Linked DNA regions of Homo sapiens: region 2 is linked to region 1. The links are chromatin loops, found by intact Hi-C in ENCODE. Cell type or tissue: Calu3. All regions are shown on one strand. Each heading gives the region's core, and the rest is flanking DNA. Links, peaks and the distances in the headings are about the cores only.

What was found. A loop is a pair of places that touch in the nucleus more often than their neighbours do. Peaks named below come from ENCODE experiments on the same cell type or tissue, not always from the same donor. Only the 100,000 strongest peaks of a DNase experiment are listed, where the experiment ranks them.
Region 2: it touches region 1 in a loop (4-fold over the local background); 8 of 110 quality-filtered maps call a loop at or near these places.

What each region holds. Positions count from the first base shown.
Region 1 is chr4:154,504,036-154,509,414 of GRCh38, reverse strand. No RefSeq gene overlaps it. Among named protein-coding and RNA genes, the nearest start is that of DCHS2, 15 kb to the right of the region's middle. In Calu3, for the core only: CTCF peaks have their summits at 2,667, 2,897 (motif pointing right) and 5,187; a DNase peak (open chromatin) is centred at 2,084.
Region 2 is chr4:154,624,590-154,629,968 of GRCh38, reverse strand. It overlaps LOC124900169 (a long non-coding RNA gene), which reads right to left and starts at 3,007. Exons shown (of 6, transcript XR_007058343.1): 1 at 2,820-3,007. RefSeq lists a silencer at 3,051-3,180. In Calu3, for the core only: a CTCF peak has its summit at 3,098; a DNase peak (open chromatin) is centred at 3,028.

The DNA of each region.
Region 1 (5,379 bases), core at 279-5,278:
AAAAAAAAAGAAATATGGAAATTAGAGAAGGCAAAGAATGGCAAGTTGGTTAGTCATTTGAATTTTAGAGCTGTTCTGGGGGCTGGGAGTCTCAAGGTGCTATTTAAATTCAAAGACCATTTGGAAGCTTTTTTCAATATTCAAGTTATGTGAGTTTCAATATTTATGCTGAAGTTAATATTAGAAAGACTACTCTATCTTGCCTGTGGAAAAAAACAATGAAAAGGGGTTATTTACATGGTTTACCAGTCAAGGCAGTTAAGAGCTTGCCACCTTATCCTGAGTTTGTGCAGAAGCTGTGCTGGGAATTTTATCCGGATGGCAAATGGCTGAACATGGAAAATTAACATTTCAGATGAATATCTTGTGCTCAGAATTGAAAACCCATCAGGACATGCAGGCTCTGGGCCCCAAAGCCCCTCATCTGGATAGAGCATCATTGACCACCTGGAGCTAAGCCATCTTTACCTCTCTGCCTTTGCAATCTCCTACTTATATGTTTCCTCCTTCTTGTTTGCTTATTTCGGCTTTCAACTCTACTGGGCAAAAAATACTTGTTTTTTGTCCAGGTCTCAGTAGTCATGAAAATCTCAAGGTTTGACTGCACCACAGTTGGGGGTGTTTAATTAAGGCTAGACACCATCCCAGAATTTCTGTGCCCACCAGACTTGCATTGTGATATTCCAGCAAGTCAAAAGGAGCAGACAACTTAGCTAAGTGGAACTGATATACGTGGAACATGGGCAGAGTGAAAGGAAAAGAAACACATGGATTTCTTCTGGCATTTGCCAATTGGCTAGTCATAATCTTCACTGTGACCAAAGTAGGTCTCTTTATCTTGAAAACTTAACTTTTTTAAATGGCAAAGTTCCTTAAGGAGCCTAAGAAGGATACCTTGCATTTAAGGAGACAATGTTAATTTGTTTCAAAATCTCAAGTGCTCGAGATGATGACAAGATCAATGCCATGATTTCATTCTGAAAATTATTTTCTGTTTATTGCCCTGAGTGTGAATTACAGTGTGAGGCTGCCCAGCCCTGCACTTGCCCTGAATTCTGTTCTGTGTCACAGAACCTGCTTCATCTTCTTCCTTGCGAACACAGCTTGCTATAGCCTCGACCTCCTGGGCTCAAGCAATCCTCCTACCTCAGCCTCCTGAGTAACTAGGACCACAGGGATGCTCTACCATGACTTGCTAATTTTTTATTTGTACTTTCAGTAGAGATGGGATCTCCGTATATTGCCAGGCTGGTCTCAAACTCCTAGGCTCAAGTGATCCTCCTGACTGAGCCTCCCAAAGTGCTGGGATTATAGGCGTGAGCCAGCATGTCAGGCCTACTTCACTTTCTTACAACCCAAAAGCTGCAAACATTTTCTAGGATCAGTGATTTTTAAATTCACACCTGTCTAGCCTTGCTTCACCTTGTCCATTTTCCTTCTTTACTATAATAATGATGGGGGAAGAGGACTGCTTAAAAAAGAAATGCAAAGAGAGCAGCTAAGCCAAGAAGTAAATCATGAAGTTTGCTGTTTGGTCAGTCGGCCAATCGTTTCTGTGATGAATCTACTTAGACATAATTTCCAATATGGATTTATTTATAGGGCATGAACTGGTAATTAGTTATTGACTCTGAAAAACAAATTATTTACAAAGCATATATTCTATGATGTCTCATGATACAAATGAGTTTTGGAATGACCAATGACTTTTCAAAGCAGCTTATTCTCTACCTGTGTACAAAAGTCTCCAGTGGCTACTATGCTGCTTATGAGAAATCCAGTTCTAAGTCATTTGAAAACAATCATTCTGAGAACAAACCTTAAAAAATAAGCTAGTCTATGTGATGAAATAATAGTTAAGAATAGAGCCAAAGAGAGGAAGAAGGCTGGGTGTTGTGGCTCTTGCCTGTAATCCCAGCACTTTGGGAGGCCGAGGTGCATGGATCACTTGAGCTCAGGAATTTGAGCCAGCGTGGGCACCTGTTTTTACAAAAAATCAAAATATTAGCCAGGTGCGGAGGCTGAGGCCTGAGAATTGTTTGAGCCTGGGAGATTGAGGCTACAGTGAGTCATGATCACACCACTACACTTCAGTCTGGGTGACAGAGTAAGATCCTGTCTCAAGAAAGAGAGAGAGACAGAGAGAGAGAAAGGAAGAACTGGATGAACCTGTTTTTGCAAAGCAGTATCAAAAGGGGTTTGAATGAATATGTTTTACATTTCCTTTCAGCCTCACCCATCTTTGCAATGCCCTGAGTTGCCCTGAACCTATTTATTGTTGGTATGCCACTAGACATAGGTCACTTCGCCTCTCTACACCTCCATTATTCTTTTATTCAAACCCACCTTAAATAGCTCAAGAGTATAGAATATGTCAATGTTTCAAGATGGACTTGACATTTCAAAATAAAATGACTGCTTTCAAAAATATTAGAAACATTTTTCTCCACTCTTAAAATCGTCATCGTATCTGCTGTTCATTTGTTTATTCATTAATTCTCTCAATAAGCAGCTCTTGAGGACTTCTTACACGCCCTGTTTTGGGTTTGTATTGTCAAATAGCATCAACTCACTGCTGTCCTAATACAGTTGACAGCTATGGTCTGGAGCACATACCTCCTAAAAGTAAAAGGCTTAAAAAAGTTCTCTGGGCTTCAAAGGACCTGAACCTGAAGATGGCTTAAATAAGTGGGTCCTTCAGTATCTTTAAATAATCTGGGGGAGGGAAACCAACAAAACTCTACAAAAGAGAGTCACTAAGAGTAGACCCTAAAGGTAGAGTTTTGTAATTTTGAGTTTCTAGCAGTAATCAAGTGGTTGTTAGTTTTAAGGCCTGGAAAGAGGGACTGGTCAGGGAATCTCTCCAGTTCTGAGCTCCTCTGTTTATAAACATGTTTATAAAGGGAGGACCACTTGGCTTTTCACCTACTCTGTGATCACAAGGTGGCAGTATTTCTGAACTTTGCTGCTGTTATTTCACGTAAAATGGAATTGGGCAGAATTGCTGCAGGGAAGCCAGAATAAATTTAGAAGAACCTTAGCATGTGAAATAAAACCAACCCGCAAATAAAAATAAACTGATTATTTTCCACATTTTATTACTTTGCATTTTTGGAGGCATAAGTCCATGCCTAGGAGTTGAAGGCATTTGAAAGGCTACAATTTAGTGACATCTTCTCAAACTCTCACATAATGAGAGCTGGCTAAGGCCTGGGGAGGACAGGAGGGTGATGAGCCTGGGAAATGAGCCGAGGTCTGATCACAAAGGACATTGCATGCAGGAATAAGGAGATATGACTCTAGTCCTTAATGGGAGAGCCACTGAAGGGTTTTAAAACAAGAGGGGAAGGTAGTGGAGATAATCGGATTGTCTCTTTGGAAAGATAACTATGGAAGTATTTAGTAGTTTGTCAGTGGAGGGATGGAACATGTTTAGGTATTGGAGGTAGGCTGGCTTGTCAAAAAGCAATTCCAATCATTTAAACAAGACCTGATTATCCAGATTCAAGAAATGGTGGAGAGATGGAGAAAAAATTTAAATCAAAAATATAGTCCACTGGACTCAGTGAAAGAAAGGAAGTTTAGGAGAGAAAGTGGTATATTGGGGCTGGTATTTAACAGTTGTTAAATATACCAGCCCCCAAAAATACCAGCCCCAATATACCAATGGGTCCTGTTAAGTATCAGTTGGAAAAGATTCGTCATCCATTGAGAATGAGGAATTCACATTTGAGGGAGAAAGAGGCTATGTGTTCTTAAAGTCATAGATTTGAGTATCGTTGGGGTCTAGGTAGGAAGCTGAAGCTGAAGCTAAGAGAGTGGGAAAATGAGGGGGTGTCAATAGTGGGGACACCCCATCTCTTAGCAACATACCTTAACATCTTTGGCGCCTGGTCCTTCTGAGGCAGCATCCCTTCAAATGATTTCCCCCCAAATGATAATCACCATGGCATAGCAATATTCTTCTATATGGCAACTAATATTTTCTGAAACATGTAAATATTGAATACATGCATCTTACAATTGCCTTTATGTAAGCTGTGTATATGGGCATCTTGATTAAAATTTCCCATTTGTAATGATCTGGAAACGTGTAATCCAAATAAAAGAGATGTGTTTGTCATGCAAAGGCAGTTTTAAGGCAAAATCTGTCCCCCGCAAGCCCAGCCCCCTATAACCTTACCTTGGCTTTTACCCAGTTGCTAAGTTTAAAGCTGTCCCTGGACAAGAAAAGGAGAAGAGAAGAAATCCACAAGAAGTTGTCAGTCCTACCTGTTTATCAGTGGCTCTTAAAACAAAAACCAAACAGGCCAGGCACAGTGGCTCATGCCTGTAATCCTTGTACTTTGGGAGGCTGAGCTGGGAGGATTGCTTGAGCTCAAGAGTTTGAGACCAGCCTGGGCAACATAGCGAGATTTTATCTCTACTAAAAAGATAAAAATAAAAAAAATTAGATGGGCATGGCAGATCATGCCTGTAGACCCAGCTATTGGGAGGCTGAGGTGGGAGAATCACTTAAGCCCAGCAGGTCAAGGCTGCAATGAGCCATGATTGTGCCACTGCACTCCAGCCTGGGTGAAGTGACAGAGCAAGACTCTGCCTTGAAATACACACACACCCACACACACATACACACTTGGGTCTTGTCTATGGAGATTTTGATCCAGCAGGTCTGAGGAATGAAAACCAAGAGAGAATGGTTTTGTGTAAGCCACAGGAGAAGGATTTAAAAGAGAGACTGGGAAACCTTGCCTAATGCAGCAGAGATGCTAACTATGAGACAGACCGAACAGTACCCTAAATATCCCTAAACCCATGAGGTCCTTAGAGGGGCTGCCATTGGGGTGTGAAGGACCAGATCATTTGCTGAAGTGAATTTATAACAGTGGTGAAGGAGGTTCTTATAACTCAAGGAAAGGAATTTGTTGACTAAAGGTTTGTTGAACAGCAGTGGGGACCCAATTGGGATTGGAACCTATAGATTTAAAATGATATCAGTTTGCATGAATTCATAAATTCAGTCAATGCTTTTGTAGGCACTGAGGACAGAGAAGTGAATAAAATTCACCAGAATCACACATTTTAGAGAGAAGGCGGACAATAAACAGGTAACTCAACAAAGATGTTCATTTTAGAAAGTGATAAGTGCTGCTGCAGGAAACAAACAGCAGCGGCGAGACACAGACAGGAGCAGGTAGCATCTCAAGGAAGGCCAAACAAAAGGAAACACTTGTTTGGATTAATCCAAAAGGATGTGGGGAAGGAGGAGGCTGTGGAAGGGGACGACGCCTTGGAAGGACTGGGTGCGAAGGATATTAAGGTATGTTGCTAAGAGACGGTTGAAGCAATGAACTGTGTTAGCCAGATTGGATATGAATG
Region 2 (5,379 bases), core at 201-5,200, 120 kb before region 1:
CCAGGTTTCACTAATTGTAAAGCCAAGGTTTTTTCCAGTATACAAACTGGCCTCACAATGTGATCTTCACTTTAGCCCTATGGTATAAATATCATGAATATAATTTATTCAGTAAAGATACATTGGTAATCTTGCATACCAATCTCTGTTCTAGGCACTGGAGACAATGCAGTGATCAAAATGGACACAATCTCTGCCCTCTTTGGAGTTCACTTTCTGGAGTATAGGTAGGAAAAGAAACAACAAAATATTTGTCAGCTGTCAAGTACTGTGGAGAAAACTAAAGCCAGGTAAGGGGTTAGGAAGTACCAAGAAGGCTGGGCACAGTGTCTCCCACACCTGTAATTCCAATAGTTTCAGAGGCCAAGTGAGAGGATCACTTGAGCCCAGGAGGTTGAGACCAGCCTGAGCAACAGAGCAAGACAAAATCTCTACCCAGAAAAAAAAGGAAAGAAAAGAAAAAAAATCTTAACATTAGCCAAATGTGGTGGCACACACCTGTAGTCCCAGCTACTTGGGAGACTGAGGCAGGAGGATTGCTTTAGACAGGAGTTTGAGGCTGCCTTGAACTATGTTCATGCTATTGCACTCCAGCCTGGGTGACAAAGCAAGACCCTGTCTCAGTTAAAAGAATAATACCAAGAGGAATCCCATAGAATTGTGGCTACTGGATGTAGAGTGGTCAGGGGACAGCGTCTTTGATATGATAATATTTGAATGAGTAGAGACCTGAAGGAAGTGAAGTGCTTGCCATGCACTGTCTGGGGAAAGAGTGTTCCACACCGAGGGGCAAGTATGTGCAAAGTTCCCAAGACAGGGATGTGCTTGGCATATTGTAGTCATAACTGGGAAACCAACGTGCCTGCAGTGTTGGTGAGCAAAAGGGAGAGTAGAAATAGATAAGACCAGAAAAGAAGAGGAAACTAAATCAGTTTTGTAGATCTCTAAATGAGATAAACCATTGGGAAGTTTTCATCCAATGAGGGATATGATTCTCCTGCATAGGTACTCTTGCAGCTGTGTGCAGAAAAAAAACTTTGGGAGTGCAAGAGAGCAACTAGGATGACTAGATCAGAGGCTATTGATATAGATCAACTAGAGAGATGCAGGTGTGGACTAGGCTGATGGTAGACATCAAGTTTGACTGCAAAGATTTTGGCTCGAGCATGGAAAGATAGGGATTCCATTTAATGAGGTGAACAAGACTTGGGAAGAATCAGATTTGGGGTAAAGATCAGGAGTTCTGTTTTGAACATGTTACTTTTGAGATGCCTATGAAGATGTCAAGAAGGCAGCTGGATACCTGAGTATGGATTTTAGAGGAGGACAAGTCCATGTTGGAGGCATAAGTGTGGGATTCTTCCAAGATGGTGATGTTAAATGTCATAGATGGAGAGCACTTAGAGAGGATGGAGTCAGAGAAGAGGCCTAGTACACATCAAACTTTAGCTTTTAGGGTTGAGGAGGAACCAGTCAAGGAGACTGAGAAGTAGTGGGCAAGGAGGAAGGAGGAAGACCTCATGAGACTTCAAGTAGAAAGTATTTCAAGGAGACAATGATCACTTTGGTTAAATGCCACTGGTAATCAAGGAAGAAGACAGCCAAGAATTGAAGACTGAATTTAGCAGTCATATAACAATGGATGGGGGTTATTGGTCCCAGATTCCCTGAAATGAGAAAACCAAGGTTCTGAGAAGTTAAATAAATTGAACAACCAAAATCACATAGCCACTTAGCCCCAGAAATGGGTCCAGAACTAAACACTGGACACAAGCCATCTGAATCTTGTTTCCTGAATCTCAGACCAGGACTTTTCTTCAATAACATGAGGTCATCCTTCTCATGGTAACCGTGATTCATTAGGGGGACTGGAAAAGAATATTAAGACTTTAAACAAAAGGAATAAACTTCAGTAGTAGAATGTCAATGACAGACAATGCTCAAAGGCCCTCAAATCAAATGAAACAGGCAGCCACAGCAACAAGGGAACACCCAAGTATCAAAACACACTTCAACATACAAAAAAGTTTACGGCCCCTCAAAAGAAATGATCTATTCGTTCTATTTTGCTAGATGATTTCTACATACATAAATACCCGAGGCCTGATTACCTTCACTTGGTTTCTTTACCAAATGCCAGAAATGGGGTAGGAGAGGATTTTAGTAAATCAAACTAATGTTTAGGCAGAACAAAGGCACAGGAAAGCCCTAAACCATTTAAGTATTAAAAACTACTTTTAATCGTCCCTACTGCTGCCCTCTAATCCACAACCACCACCAACCTAAGAGGGCTATGATTCCAAGAGCCGACTCTGTTGCAAACCTCCGCTGGACGGTTTTGCGGACTAGGAAGTGAAGATTTCCAGTGGGAGGAAGAGCGAAGAAGAGAAGGAGGTAGATAAGCTAGCGAAAAGAAGGAGGTAGACAAGCTAGCAAAGCGAAGGTGCAGAATAGGAAAGTTACCAGGACAGGGCAGGGAGTTCCTCATGTCCACAGCAGGCCTTGCTCCCCTGGCCGGAGCCCAGGGGAGGGAGACGGAGGAAGGCAGCCACTTTTCCAGTGAGAAGTTGAGCAAGGAGTTGGCACCCGGCCCTCTCTACCTCTAGAGAAAAGGTAAAAGCTAAGCTGGATCGCGTGGTAGAGAAGAGCCCACTTTCAGAGTCCAAGTGGCATTATCTTGGAGTTCAGTGTCTGCCTCCAGGGCTGCAACTAACTCCTCGCGCCTCCCTTGCCGCCTTTCCTCCCTGGAAAGAGGAGGTGAAAAAGGTCCCAGGGCTCGGGTGGGCATGACTGCCTGGCGCAGGCCGCCGGGGGATTACCTGATACCTCCGCGTCTCCCCAGAAGGCGCGGCGCCGCCCTCCAGCCCCACCCGGTCACTCCGCGGTCCCCAGGCTCTGGTGTCTGTCCAATCTCCGGGACTCGACGCCCGAGGCGGCCGCCCGCGAGACCCGGAGCACGAGCCTCACGCTCAACGTTAGGCACTGCTCAAGGCCGCCCGAGGAGCAGAGACACCTACTGGCCGAGCGCTCCTGCGGCGGCTGGGCTGGGCTGGGGGCCGGAGCCCAGAAAACAGGGCTCCGCACACCCCCTACCGGGCGGGCTCCATCTGCGCCCCAGCCGAGTCCCGGACCCGCGTCTTGGCAGGCTCACCTACCTTGAGGTTCCCAGCTCCTGTCATCCTGTGCGCAAGTGATTTCAGCAACCATCACCACAAAACCTAGTCGGAGGGTGGCTGGCTCACAGCCTCTCCACTTTTTCGGAGTTTGTGCCAAATAATTTAAAGACCCTCCCCACCCTTTTCCAAATTCTGGCGTTTGAGAAGGGAAAATCCAAAGGGATGAGGATATAGGAGCCCCTAAGTGCTCTCCCCAGAAGCCAGGGAATTGTATTTCTGTTTCTCCAGGGCCCTGAAGAACCTGGCTTTCTTGTAATTACAAATACCTTTCACTGAAAAGTGGCTTCTTTCCTCCTGCTCCCTGCCCTGTGACAGTCAGTCCCTCCCTGTTCTGTCCTGGTAACTTTCCTGCTCTGAGCCTTGTTCCTGTGCTAGCTTATCTATCTCTTTTTCTTCTCTTATCCCGCTCTTCCGCCTTTTGGAAATCTTCACTTGCTACTCTGCAAAACCATCGGAGCAAGGCCTGCTGCGGACATCAGGACCACTGCAAATATTTTTTTCCAGGTTCTGAGAGGGATGCAGAAGACGCAGGAGCTGACAGTCTAGTTAATTTTTAGCTGACAAAGTCTCTCTCTCTCTCTCTCTCTCTCTCTCTGTCTCCCTCTCTGTCTCTTTCTCTCTCTTTAACACCTATATTTGAGTAGTTTTGTTTCCATCAGCACTCTTGTCTTTCCTTCTAGTCCTTTAATCCTGACTCTCTTCCTGGATTGAACTTAGGGAGGCAAGAGTTTAAATTAGAAGCAGTAAAATTGTATAATAAAAGGAAGAAGACAAACCAGGCCTTGCTTCTTAACAGGATGACTAATACAGTTTATGGATTATCTGGGTAGTTACATGACTAATATTAACCATTAACAATTATTGAGTTCTTAATGCTGACCAGAAACTGTTTTAAGAGCTTTTTTATAATAATAGTAAAATCAGCTCTTATGTAATGTTTTAAATGTTTACATTTATTAACACATTAGACAAAACAACCCTATAAGATGGGTAATAATATTATTCCCTTTTTACAATTGAGGAAATTGAGACAAAGAAGCAGGAACATTTCCTAAGGTCACACAGCTAGAAGTAAGTTATAAAGCTGGAATTTAAGCCCCGACAGCCTGGTGGATCATTCAGGGTACTCTAGAGGGACAGGACTAATAGGATAGATGTATATATGATGTATATATGAAAGGGAGTTTATTAAGGAGAATTGACTCTCATAATCACAAGGTGAGTCCCACAATAGGCCATCTGCAAGCTGAGGAGCAAGGAAGTCAGTCTGATAAAAGGAAACAGGCACAGAGAGGCTAACTAATAGTCCAGGAACACAGAGCTACTAACTTGTACAGGCAAGATTAGAACAAGTGAGTCTGATCCTTAACTAACCATGGGAGGGAGATACTTTTTTCCTACATTCAGCCATACAGAGGGAGAAGGGATTGCCTAAAAAGGGTGTGATGCTTTCATAACCTTCAATTAGTGAGCCCAGCTGGGCTTGGTGGCTTTTGCCTATAATCTCAGCATTTGGGGAGTCCAAGGATTGCTTGAGGCCAGGAATTTGAAACCAATCTAGGCAACTAACAGGACAACATTGTGAGACCCTATCTCTACAAAACTAAAAAATTTAAAAAATTAGCTGGGCGTGGTGATGCATGCCTGTAGTCCCAGCTACATGGGAGGCTGAGGTGGGAGGATTGCTTGAGAACAGGAGTTTTAAGCTGCAGTGAGCTTTAATTGTGCCACAGCACAGCAGCCTGGGCGGCAGAGGGAGAGCTCATCTCTTAAACAATAACAAAAACAAAAACAGCCCCTTGTGTGATGGTTAAACAAATCCAGCCCCTTGATTAGATTGAAGGATGCAAAGCATTGATCCTGGGTGTGTCTGCGAGGGTGTTGCCAAAGGAGATTAACATTTGAGTCAGTGGACTGGGCAAGGCAGACCCACCCTCAATGTAGGTGGGCACCATCCAATCAGCTGCCAGCGCAGCTAGGATGAAAGCAGGCAGAGGAATGTGGAAGGAATAGAATGGCTGAGTCTTCTGGCCTTCATATTTCTCCCGTATTGGATGCTTCCTGCCCTAGAGCATCGGACTCCAAGTTCTTCAGCTTTTGGACTCTTGGACTTACACCAGTGGTTTGCCGGGGCTCTCAGGCCTTAGGCCACAGACTGAAGGCTGCACTTTCGGCTTCCCTACTTTTGAGGCTTTGGGACTCA